Regions from separate parts of the Homo sapiens genome. Here region 2 is linked to region 1. The links are chromatin contacts, found by Hi-C or POLR2A ChIA-PET in ENCODE. All regions are on one chromosome and are shown on one strand. Each heading gives the region's core, a stretch centred on a gene start or an enhancer-like site at or near the end of the contact. The rest is flanking DNA. Distances are from core to core; before and after follow the strand shown.

The links. Hi-C counts contacts between places; a loop is a spot of excess contacts on that map. ChIA-PET counts read pairs that join two places held with the same protein, here RNA polymerase II (POLR2A). Pooled maps may share reads with other maps.
Region 2: a loop to region 1 is called in a map of DLD1, with 5 times the contacts of the local background. The contact joins two enhancer-like sites. A Hi-C loop is called at or near these places in 4 of 168 maps with a recorded cell type or tissue (DLD1, PC-3, endothelial cell of umbilical vein and 1 more), 1 of 37 single-sample maps with no recorded cell type and 1 of 50 pooled maps. POLR2A ChIA-PET finds 5 or more read pairs at or near these places in 3 of 52 experiments (Caco-2, MCF 10A and activated CD4-positive, alpha-beta T cell).

What each region holds. Positions count from the first base shown.
Region 1 is chr7:26,487,313-26,493,083 of GRCh38, reverse strand. The region is part of intron 1 of LINC02981 (long intergenic non-protein coding RNA 2981); the gene reads right to left. Among named protein-coding and RNA genes, the nearest start is that of KIAA0087, 49 kb to the left of the region's middle. Within about 2 kb of position 2,273, at least 2 of the 41 ENCODE cell types and tissues checked have a DNase peak (open chromatin) inside an H3K27ac peak, as active enhancers do; they include PC-3, where a contact is called at or near this core.
Region 2 is chr7:26,445,750-26,451,509 of GRCh38, reverse strand. All of the region lies in intron 1 of LINC02981 (long intergenic non-protein coding RNA 2981), which reads right to left. Among named protein-coding and RNA genes, the nearest start is that of SNX10-AS1, 49 kb to the right of the region's middle. Within about 2 kb of position 1,994, at least 4 of the 41 ENCODE cell types and tissues checked have a DNase peak (open chromatin) inside an H3K27ac peak, as active enhancers do; they include PC-3, where a contact is called at or near this core.

The DNA.
Region 1 (5,771 bases), core at 1,024-3,523:
ATGAGAGAACAGCACTGAGCTTGGCGGGTTTCCCACCCGTAATTGACATGGAAACTATACCTCTTAATCTCCAACAGGCAAAACAACTCCTGCTGCCATGTGCAAGATCTGTGGCTCCAGCTGTAATTACTTCCTCCATGCCTTTTTATTGTTGTTGTCCCAAGAAACAGTTCGTGGAAATGAATGTGCCACCCTAACTTCCACAGAGTCACCTCCATTGCTGAGTGTCTTAGGTGCTCAAATCTTGACCCCTGGGAGCAGAGGCCAGCACCATGGTAAACCAGACAAGGTAAATGGAGGGAAGGAATGAATTGAGGAAGAGATCTGGAAACTGCTTTCAAGGGAAGTCTGAGTATAGTTTCATGCCTAACTAAACCCATTCTTCTGTCAGTGCTGCTGAAACCCAGAAAAAGACGAGAAGGCCAACAGCAGGTTCCAGGGAGAGGCAGCTGGGGCTAACCTGAGCTCGGGGCAGGGGTGAGGGAGGCTCTTGACCACATCACTGGGTACCCCCTACCCCGTAAGAGGACACGGACCCATGTGCTAGACTCAACTGTGGGAGTTTTGCGTTCCAGCTACCAATGGGGAATGGACCCAGGTCTCTCTGATGGTGTGGGTGATCATGTGGCCCCCTCATTCTCCCCTTCCCACTGCTCACTCTGGGGTTCAGTAGAAGTAGTATATGGAGGTTACCCTATCACAAGCTCAGCCACGCTTCTCTCCAACCTCACACGCAGCCCACCCCACCAGGATCCAAGCTGGCTGGGTCGCATAACACTAGCCACCATTCACTGATGTGATCCAAATGCCTAGAACAATCCCTGGCACATAGCAGGTGCTTAATAAGTAGTCGCTGTATACGTGTACCTATTGAACTCTTCCTATGCGCCCGACACTATGCTGAAAGCTTTACAATTATTATTCCATTTATTTTTCACAAGAATCTTGTGAGGTAAATATCAACTCATTTTCAGATGAGGAAATCAAAGCTCGGAGATGTTGAACAAATTATTCAAGGTCCCACTGTCTGGTGTAACAGGAAGTTAAACCTGTCTCCCACCCTCCTCACTGCCATCTCCAAAAGCTGAGCTCCTAAACACAGTATTTTTCTGCTTTTCTCTCCCATTATTCGAGGCCAGAAGCAGGAACCAGAACACGCAAAGGAAAGAGGGACAGAAAGTGAGCTGGATTTTCACACCCCCAGCCCTGGCGATGGGCTCTTGGAGCTGGGCCAGGTGCCTGGAGGAGGCAAGTCCCCTGCAAGTCTCCAGCTAAGTGGCCCATCGCCTTGAGATTCTACCCATCAAGATGCTCCCCTCCCTCCTCTCTGACTCTTGGCCACATCTTTCAGAATAGGGTCTGGAGGGATGGTGCATAGAAGTACAATTTCGAAGTATAGTTGTTAGGTGAGGATAATGTCACGGATCACACCTCATCATTTCATTTACAGGTTTCTTTGTTTATCCAAGATGGGTGCGTACAGCTGCCCTTAAAGCTGGGTCACTAAGTCCTTTACTATGAATAATCTCACTGTGTGTGGGGGGGGTGTGTGTCTGCGTGTGTGTGCATGTTCCTTCAGAGTAGCTTAGCTGAATCCACCTGGAATTATGCCAGCAGAGCTTTTAAACATATTTCTCTGTGGAGCAAGTTGCTTTAGCATATATAGCAGGTGACACCTATGGGTGGGAATGTTCTACAAGGAGAAAACGCTGCACCTCCTGGTACTTTTCCACTGTGAGGCTCTAAGAAATCAAGCCCCTCTTCGGTCTCAGAAAACCTACTCATGAGCCAGTCTGTGGGCGTTAATGGGCTGGATAATCCCAAAAAAGCATATGGTTCAGGAGGGAACTGGAAATGGAGCATTCCCAGAAGCCACTCGGTTTATCAGTATCATTCAGTCAGCCAGATGGCCTGAGGGAGCATCTTATGAGAGGTGTGGAAAGTATGAAATTGCAGCAGACCCTGCCCTCCCTGTCCTGTCATCCAGTTAGGGAGATGCCCTGTGCATATCCAGTGAGCCGCCCAGGCAGGGATAGGTGTCAAATAAACACCACAGGCCATGAGGACTAGGAGTGCTCAGGGACTAGAGAGGCTCTCCAAGGGCTAGGCTTTCTGGAAAAGCTTAGGGAATAGGTGGAAAACACCCAATGCCTTGCGGGATGGCTCAGAGAGGTGGAGAAGGGAGGAGCCTCAGGAGAGGTGGGGACACTTTGTACATGTATGACAGGAGCACACTCGTCCCAGCCCAGTGACTGAGGCTCAGATTCGGCAGACTCAGCAGGGCAGCTGTTGGGCATGCAGCCATTCCTGCTTGCTCCTCCATGGCATGGTGCACCCAGAGCTGCCTCACAGGCTGCTGAGTTATGTCTTTTAAGCCAACACTTGGCTTCTGCCCTGAGCTAAGCTTCTGACTGGCTTTGTGAAGGATTACCATGGTATTTCCAATCCTTCACACAGCATCTTTGTGATCCAAACCAAAAGTGCTTTTGGCTCAAGTCTCGCAGGTTCCCAAACCCACCCATCACTAGTATTCTTACTTTCTTCTCTGAGCATCTCAAATTTGCATTTTCTTTTCTGTGTCATTCGCTACTGCCTCACCCCAGGCACTATCCCCTGCAGGGCTCACCACATTTAGATTACTATGGCCTCTCCCACTGCCCCAGCTGGTCTTCATAAGAAACTCATTCACTAAAAGATTTGAAAATGTGCACACCTTTTGACCCATTAATTCCATTTTTCAAAATTTATCGATGACTAACTTATCTTTTCTACTCATTCTTTTGTTTGTTCATTCAGTGTGAACCAGGAGACTTTCTAAGTGCCAGGGCTACACAATGATGAACAAGCCAGAAACTCCAGGCCCTGACAGAGCTTATAGTCTAGGTCATTTGTTTGTTTTTCCCCTCAATACACACACATACATATATATATATATATGCGCCCTTGGGCAAGACACATCTGTCGTGCTCTGAGAGATAGTATGCGGTCACTGTGTCATACCATAAAATAAAAGCCCATTGACCACACCGCAGACACAAAATGACAGTTGCAGAGGGAATAAGAAGGAAAACTGTTTCAGGTTAGGTTTTCAAACAGTGTGCCACACCCCAAGAGCCTCAGGGGTGGGCTGGAACTGGGTGGGATGTGGGCACTGGCAGAAAGAGGAAGGGACACTTCATTTGTGTATCACCTGCGGGACTCTCCTGTTCTCAGCACCCCCCTGCCCCACCTCTCCAACCAAGCAGTTCTTCATCATTTTCTCCATGGCACTCAGGGGCTTCTTAGTAAGATCTATTACTATTTGAACAGAATGTTCTGTGACTGAAAAAGTTTGAAACCACTAGTTGTCTCAAGGTTCTTAAAGTGCTTCTATATTTAGTCTGGAAATCTTCCAGACTAGAAGATTTCCAGCCCCCTGCTGCCCCAATTCCCTTTAAATTCTCTAGCTTTTTATGTTTCATTAATGGGCTTTAGTGATATCTGATACATGTTGGGTGTGTAATTCATGGGCAATAATATATGGACATGGACATGATAAGTAACAAAATCTCATCAACCGTGCAAACATGCTAGACACTCAAAGTCCTCAAACAATTCTGCTCAATATTTAGCAGAGGGAAAAACTAGCTTAGTTAGGAACACAACAAAAACAGCAAAAATGTTAGCAGTTTTAACAATTTGACATGCAGCCTAGATGGTGTTATTTGGCATTTTATATACTATTTGCTAAGTTTCCACAATGTGCTAGATAGCAAACTCTCTGCTCTGATTCTGGAGCCAATAGATTTTATAACCACACTTTCATCATTCACATACCACCATTGTGATTTTTTTAACTGAAGGCCACTTGTACTACTATATATTTAATTTAAGCAATTATTTTGTATTTAAATAAATTTATTTTAAAAGAAACCTTTTTATCACTACCTATACATAGAAGACCAAAAACATTTGCCATAATAGAAGGTAACTGTAACAAATTCACAACGATGAAAACAGTAATTTTTTTGTGTAGCATTTACTATCCCCTTTGGTTTCACCAGGGATATGGGCACTGCATTTTGGGAAACATTGTTTGAGCTCATACCATCACAGTATTCAGCTAAGAAATTAAAAACAGGTGTTGTTTGTCTTTGTCCCCGCCACCTCATCCTACAAACCCCCTGCTCCCGCACACCCACATCCCCGCTCCCCTCTAAGCATTCCCTTGCTCTAAGCTAGCCCACAACCAGTCATTGATAAGGTATTAAACTATCACCTTATCATTTTTGCATATGGATAACAGACGAATTTTTCAAAACTCAAATATCAGATCTTTATTGGAATTTTGGATATAATGCAAGAGAATTATATCATTTAATTCAAAGCACATACAACAGGTGATCGACTAACCACTCCTACTCATAAACCAGTCCTCATGCCTCTCCACAGGCTCATTTTTAGATTTCCCCCAAAACACAGAAATTTGCCCAAGAATGGATTAAAGCCTTCAGGGTCAGACAGATAATGGTATTTTCAGATTGTGATGACACTCTAGAAAAAAAAAATATGGCTCAACCATTTCATTAGCCTATACCTTATTGTAACCACATCTATAGCTACCTTCTTCCCCCAACCCACCCAGGAGAGCAGGAGGGGGAACTGGTCATGGAGACTGGAGATTGAATTTACATCAGTGGTGTGGTTGTCACGCATTGTTCTCTCTTACATTCTGAAAGTCTTTCCTCCCTGGCTGTTCATTATGAAATCCTCCACCCAAGGGACTTTGGGAGCATTGTGGCATGTCAGATTTTCCAGGAAGCAGACTCTGAAATAAGATTGTGTCCAGGGGGCCTATTGGAGAGTTGTCCAATAGGAACCACACCTGTGAGTGAATGCGGGCAGCAGCCTTGGGCTGCAGGAGAGGCTGAACTGGGCTGCAGTCACAGCAGAGGCCTCAGCTGGCCACACAGGGGTTGGGATGGCCCCTAGAACTGGCCCAACTGAGGCAAGGGGGTCCAGCCTTTGTATCCCCCACAGTGGCCAGTCATTGAATGCAAGATACCCCCAGGAGAGGTCATATCCTTGAGCAAGGCAGCCCTCTTTGGCCAAAGGCCAAGAGCTTCCACTGTAAGCCACCAGCAGGCAGTGCTCCTGGTAGCCGAGGGAATGATGCTTTGGTCCTGAAGGAGAATCTGGGTAGAGCCCCACAGCATCCACTGCAAGAGTAAACCCACTAGCGCCTGGCTCCCGGGACCCTCCAAGTAGTGGCAACATCAATAAACCATAGGGCCTGATTTCTAGGCAGCACCTCACAGTGATAAATGATGGATCAGTAGGCCTGCTGGCTGCAAGAGAAGCTGAGAGGCAGGTAGTGTTGGTGTGTATGTGGGGGTAGGGCAAGGGAGCAGAACACCCCTCGTGGACCTTGATATTGTGCTCTACCTTTCCGCATTCATCCCTCCTCCCCTGAAAAAGTCCTGGGCAGGAAACAAATGTGGTCCTGATGCCTATTGGGCCATCAATCTTGAGATACAGCATTCAATTTCAAAGTTATTTGACCAAAGCCAAGTTACAAATCTTGAAGGAAGCTGGCTTTGCAGAGAGACAAGGGCATTTGAAAGCATGAACTGGGGTGAACCTTATAAGCAAAAATCTCAGAAGTCCTTGGTTGCCAACAGTTAGCCAAGCACTTGCTGGACTTACTTTGTTTCCTGGGCCTATGGAAATTTTACCTACAGGTAGAATTGCCCATGCAAAAGCCCGAGAAGTAACCCTGGGGGAGAAGAGTG
Region 2 (5,760 bases), core at 745-3,244, 41 kb after region 1:
AAATAATATACATCACAATAAAAATAATATACATCACACATCACACGCTGGGGCCTGTTATGGGATGGGGGTGGGGGGAGGAATAGCATTAGGAGAAATACCTAATGTAAATGACGAGTTGATGGGTGCAGCAAACCAACATGGCACATGTATACCTATGTAACAAACCTGCACGTTGTGCACATGTACCCTAGAACTTAAAGTATAAGAAAAAAAATTAATTAAATAATTAAAAAAAGAAAAAATATATATAGATTTACTTGTAACAGAATGGTAGGCAAATACATCTAGATTGTCTACATCTTTTAAAATGCAGTCTTGGATTTACAAATACGTGCAGATGTCAATAATACCTGACATAATTTTTACTAGTTTACAAAATCATTGCCTACATTACCTTATACAGGTACTTGGTTGAGTTGAATTTTCTATAAATGATTCTTAATAAGTAAATGAGATTAATGGACTAAAAATTGAAATTTGTAAATGCCTCCATTACCTATTCATGCATCATAAGCATTTAGTCTTTTAAAAAATTTAGTAGGCCCTGATGATTCAAAAGGCCTTGATTTCTTGAGCCCTTTGTTTGTAAAATGGTGACAAATTTGGATGAAATGCTGCATGTTGGTAATACTGAAACCTTGCAGATAAAGGGTTATTTCAAACCTTTCTTATGAGAATATACATGCAAACTGTGTTTGTGTTAACTCAAATTCTAAATTAGTTGCAGTGTGAACTAATCATTTCAAGCATTAAAGCTTGGCCTTGGGATGAAATTAAAGGAGAAACATTTAGGCAGCATCATTGGAGAATTACCCTCAAAGTAAGATCACTAAATCCTTAAACATTTTCCTAAGGGAAAAAGTGGAAGTATCATCAGTTTCTAATTCTAAGTAGAAAAAAAAAAATTAGCCTGTGGACCAGAGGAAACAGCCTTGTGTCAGAACACTGAATTATGTTGTTTCTACCTCTCCTTTTCATTGTAACTAATGAATCCTAATATAGGCAATAAAGACATATAAAAGAGAAATCTACATTGTAGGTCTCTGATTTATCATCCACAGAACAACTGAAGTAACTGTTCTGGGATGGGGGTATTACCTGGGTATCTATGCCCCAAATATACAAACCCCTGCATGGCAGGTATTTCTAAAAATTTGTGCACAAAAAAATCGGCTGGGTGCAGTAGCTCATGCCTGTAATCCCAGAACTTTGGGAAGCCGAGGCAGGAGGATTCCTTAAGCCCAGTATTTTAAGATCAGCCTGGGCAAATTAGCAAGATCCCATCTTTATTTTTTTAATTATTAAAAAATTTTTTTAAAAATTTTAGAAAGATGTATTTTAAAAATGAGTATAAGAGAAGCAATGCAGGAGGGAAAGAATGAAAGAAAAACAGCAGAAGACAAAGCAGTAGAGGATAGCACTTACAGATCACTCCTGACTCACCCCTGGAAAACATTCACTCAGTTGTTTGCTGGGGAGCACACCTCCCTTCCTCCCAGGCATCCATTCAATCATCTAAAACATTTACTGAACTGGACACAGAGCTGGGCCCTGAGACTACAGACATGAGTCAGACATGGTCCCTACCCTCCAGGAAATCACAGTCTTGCCAAAATACAAACACAAAAAGTGAACGTCTGAAAAGAGCTCTAAGAAGAAAGTGTCGAGTGCTGAGCGAGCCTAGAAGAGGAGGCTGTTCCTCTGCCTGTGAGGACAGGCGGGAATTGGCTGACCCTGAATGAGGAGTATGCTTTCCCCAAGCAGCAAAGAGGCAAGGACCTGGAGCTGCTGAGGAGAGTCACAGGAGAGGAAGCTCAGGCGAAGGTGAGGGCTGGGCTGTGAATAACCTGAGCAACGGACTGAGCAGTTAGGCTACATTCTGCAGCCAGAGAGGACCCACGGCAGCTTTTAAATCAGAGGAGTGGCATGATGGTGTCTGGGTTTTGGAAAGGCCAGTGGCAGCAGCATGAATCGTATGACCTTGGGACGTGCCCTGGGCAGATGATCCTCTTCCCCAGGGCAGCTGTCCTCAACGTGAAGGCTTTTCCCTGTTCTAGATCAGTGACTTCATCCTGGGATATAACAACTTCCTGTACTCACAGATTCTAGGAATCATTTAATGGGCGCAGTGAGGATGGCTCATCCAGGACCTCAGCAGGAAATATCCAAAGTATTTTGATATTTGACTGGAGTGACTCCATGACTAGGAGCTGGAATCATCTGCAGTCTGGCCTGGATGGCTCAAAGTCCAGGACTGCTGGCTGGAGTTCCTCACAAGGGCATGCTCAAAGCTCATGCCCAGTGCATCTCACAGGGAGTCGGGAGTCAAAAATATGGAAGCTCAGTGTCTTTTAGTATCTTATGTCTGAGAGAAGGATCTGTAAAAGGATTGCTTGCCATATTTACGTATTTTTGTTTTATTTCTTACTGCATCATTTAGCTGTGACCTCCATAAAAGAGGTCTCCAAGATGTGACCTGGTCATCCCTTTTCAACCTCAGCTCCCACCCACATACCCCAAACTCTGCAGCAACCAGTTGCTTGGAGTTGCCCATAAACATTCTCTCCTTTTTCCCGTCTTGCCTTTTCACAGACTGTTTCCTCCACCCGGAATGCGCCCTACATGCCTGGCAACCTCCTACTTCCCTTTCACGATTCAACCCTAACATCTTCTGGTCTCAGAAGCCTTTGCTGAGTCCCCAGGCACAGTTGTGCCTTCCTCCTCCCCACACCCCTACACCTGGTGTTCCATTATATTCTATACTTAGCACTCTGCTGCAATTAATTGTCTTCACAACCACCTCTCTCACTAGCCTATGAGCCCTCAAAACTCTTGAAGGGTGGAGAATCTGTTATTCTTCTTTGTCATCTCTCCAGCTCACAAACATAGTAAGCACATTGGAGATGTTTAACCAATGTGGACTTTTCATAGTGACTTTCAAGTTAACCTTCATGTTCTTACAGCATTTTATAAGGCTTATATTAAGAAAGCCCTCTTCAGCCTGGGCAACATAGTGAGACTTTATCTCTACAAAAAAATTTAAAAATTAGCCAGGCATGGTGGCACATACCTATAGTCCCAGCTACTCGGGAGGCTAAGGCAGGAAAATTGGTTGAGCCCCAAGGGTTAGAGTCTGTAGTGATCTATGATCATACCACTCACTGCACTCCAGCCTGGGCAACAGAGCAAGACCCCATCTCTGGGGGTTAAAAAAAAAAAAGGAAAGAAAAGCCCTCTTAACATCTCATCATCTACATGCAACAATCCTGCATGTATTGGCCCCATTTAGAGATGAGAAAACAGAGATTCAGAGGCATGTGGTGATTTGCCCAAAGACACTGACCAAGAAAGTGACAGAGCTAAGACTTCTCTTCCTCTGCCGTCTGATCTACTCAGAGCTCTTGGATAACATGGTGCCACAAAGTGCCCAACCTCAAGTTCAAAGACTTACTTTGGACATAATTTCTTTCCAGTGTCTAGGGCTGTACCTGCTCCTCTGCATACTCCAGTCCCATTGGTTTCTGTTTGAGCACCATGTGTTGGGGCAAGCCCAAGGGCAGGACTCTCAGAACAAGGGCAAGGGGGAACTGCGGGAAGTCATTCAGGATGGCCTCGGGAAGCCTGACTTAAGTTCAAATTGTGAACAAGTCAGTGAGCTAAGGCTGCAGCCGGGACTGCAGTGGAAGGGGGAGGGATGAGATCTTGAATTATTTCTTTTGCAACCCTGTCCCTGGCATCACTTTGTGTAGCAAAGCTTACCTTAGAGTCCATGTCCTACTGAAATCACCATAAGATCAGATCTATCAGAGCCCAAATTAATGAGATTTCTAGGTGTTTATGAGTTGTCTTCATTTCAATTTAATTTTTCGAACAGGAAATATATTTACAGAGTTTGAAATTCCAAAGGCACAAGAGGATATACAGTAAAAAGTTTTCTTCCCACTCTTGTCTCTCACCACCAATTTCCTTTCTACAAAGGTATTTCATGAATATTCAGGGAAATACAAGCATTTATATATGCATACATACATACACACACATATTCTTTTTCTCTCATTTTCATATGAAGGGCAGACTATTTATACACTGTTCTACATCTTGATTTCTTTTTCTGCTTAACAATATGTCTTGGGATTCCCTCCATACCAGCACACAAAGAGGTGTCTCCATCATTTTTACAGCTGTACTGGATCCCATTGTATGGCTGTGCCAAAATTTGTTTAACCAGTTCCCGGTTGAGGGGCATTTATTTTGTTTCCCATCTGTTGCTATTATAAACAATGTTGCAGTGAATAACCTTATAGATACATCATTTTGTTCACATGGGAGTATATCCATAAGCCAGATTCATAGACTTGGAACTGCTGGATCAAAGGGTGTGTGTGTTTGTAATTTCAATGGGGAGTGTTCCAAATGACTTTCCACAGACTTTGTACTAATTTAAAATCCTACCGGAGTTGTACAAGAGGGTCTTTTTTTTCCACAGAAACCTCTTTTGTACATAAACCATCAGGGATAGTCTAAGGATTCAAAGAAGCCATGAAGACCAAACAACTCTTCTGAATTTAAAAAATAAAGGTGGGGTGGGGCGAAATGCAAATCAAAACCACAGTGAAAAAAGGGGAAAAAACATGCAATGAGATACCACTTCATACCCGCAAGGATGGCTATAATCAAAAATAAACAAAAAGTAAGTGTTGGTGAGCACGGAGAAATTGGAATCCTTCGCATTGCTGGTGAGAATGTACAATGGTACAGCTGCTTTTAAAATCAATTAGGTGGTTTCTCAAAAAGTTAAATATAAAATTACCATAGGACCCAACAATTCCATGCCTGGGTATATACCCAAAAGAATCAAAAGCACATACTTAAGCAAATACCTGTACACAAATGTTCATAGCAACGTTATTCACAATCGCCAAAAGGTGGAAAAAATCCAAATATCCATCAAGGGATGAATAGATAAGCAAAAGTGGTAAGTACCTACAATAGAATATTACTCAGCCATAAAAATGAATGAAATTCTGATAAATGCTACAAAATGGAAGAACCCCCCCAAACCAATTTCATTTACATGAAACATTTACATCAGGTAAATCCACAGAGTCACATGCAGATTGATGGTTGCCAGGAGCTGAGGAGTCAGGGAAATGGGGAGGGATTGTTTAATGGGTGGACAGTTTCCTTTGGGGATGATGAAAATGTTTTGTAACAAGATACAAGTAGTGGTTGCACACACTGTGAATGTACTAAATGCCACTGAATTGGAGTTTAAAATGGATTACAGTTTGTGTCATGTAAATTTCACCTCAACCAAGTAGAAAAAAGGAAAGAATAAAAGTGGAGGTGCGTTTACGTCCTTGTTCCCAATATTCTTGGTTGCTGACTTTCTGAATCCCCCACTTTGTGATCCTCTCCCAGTTCAGTCTGTCTACAGAGGGCCCCCTAGGATGGTTACAGACATCCGCTAATAGCATATGCCAGGCAATGAGCCTGGGGCTTTTATGCATTTTCCCGTGAATTCTTCACCACAACTGAGCGAAGTATCATTATCTTCTTTTTTTTTTTCTTTTGAAACGGAGTCTTGCTCTGTTGACCAGGCTGGAGTGCAATGGCATGATCTCGGCTCACCACAACCTCCACCTCCTGGGTTCAAGTGATTCTCCTGCCTCAGCCTCCTGAGTAGCTGGGATTACAGGAGCACGCCACCACTCCTAGCTAATTTTTGAATTTTTAGTAGAGATGGAGTTTCACCAT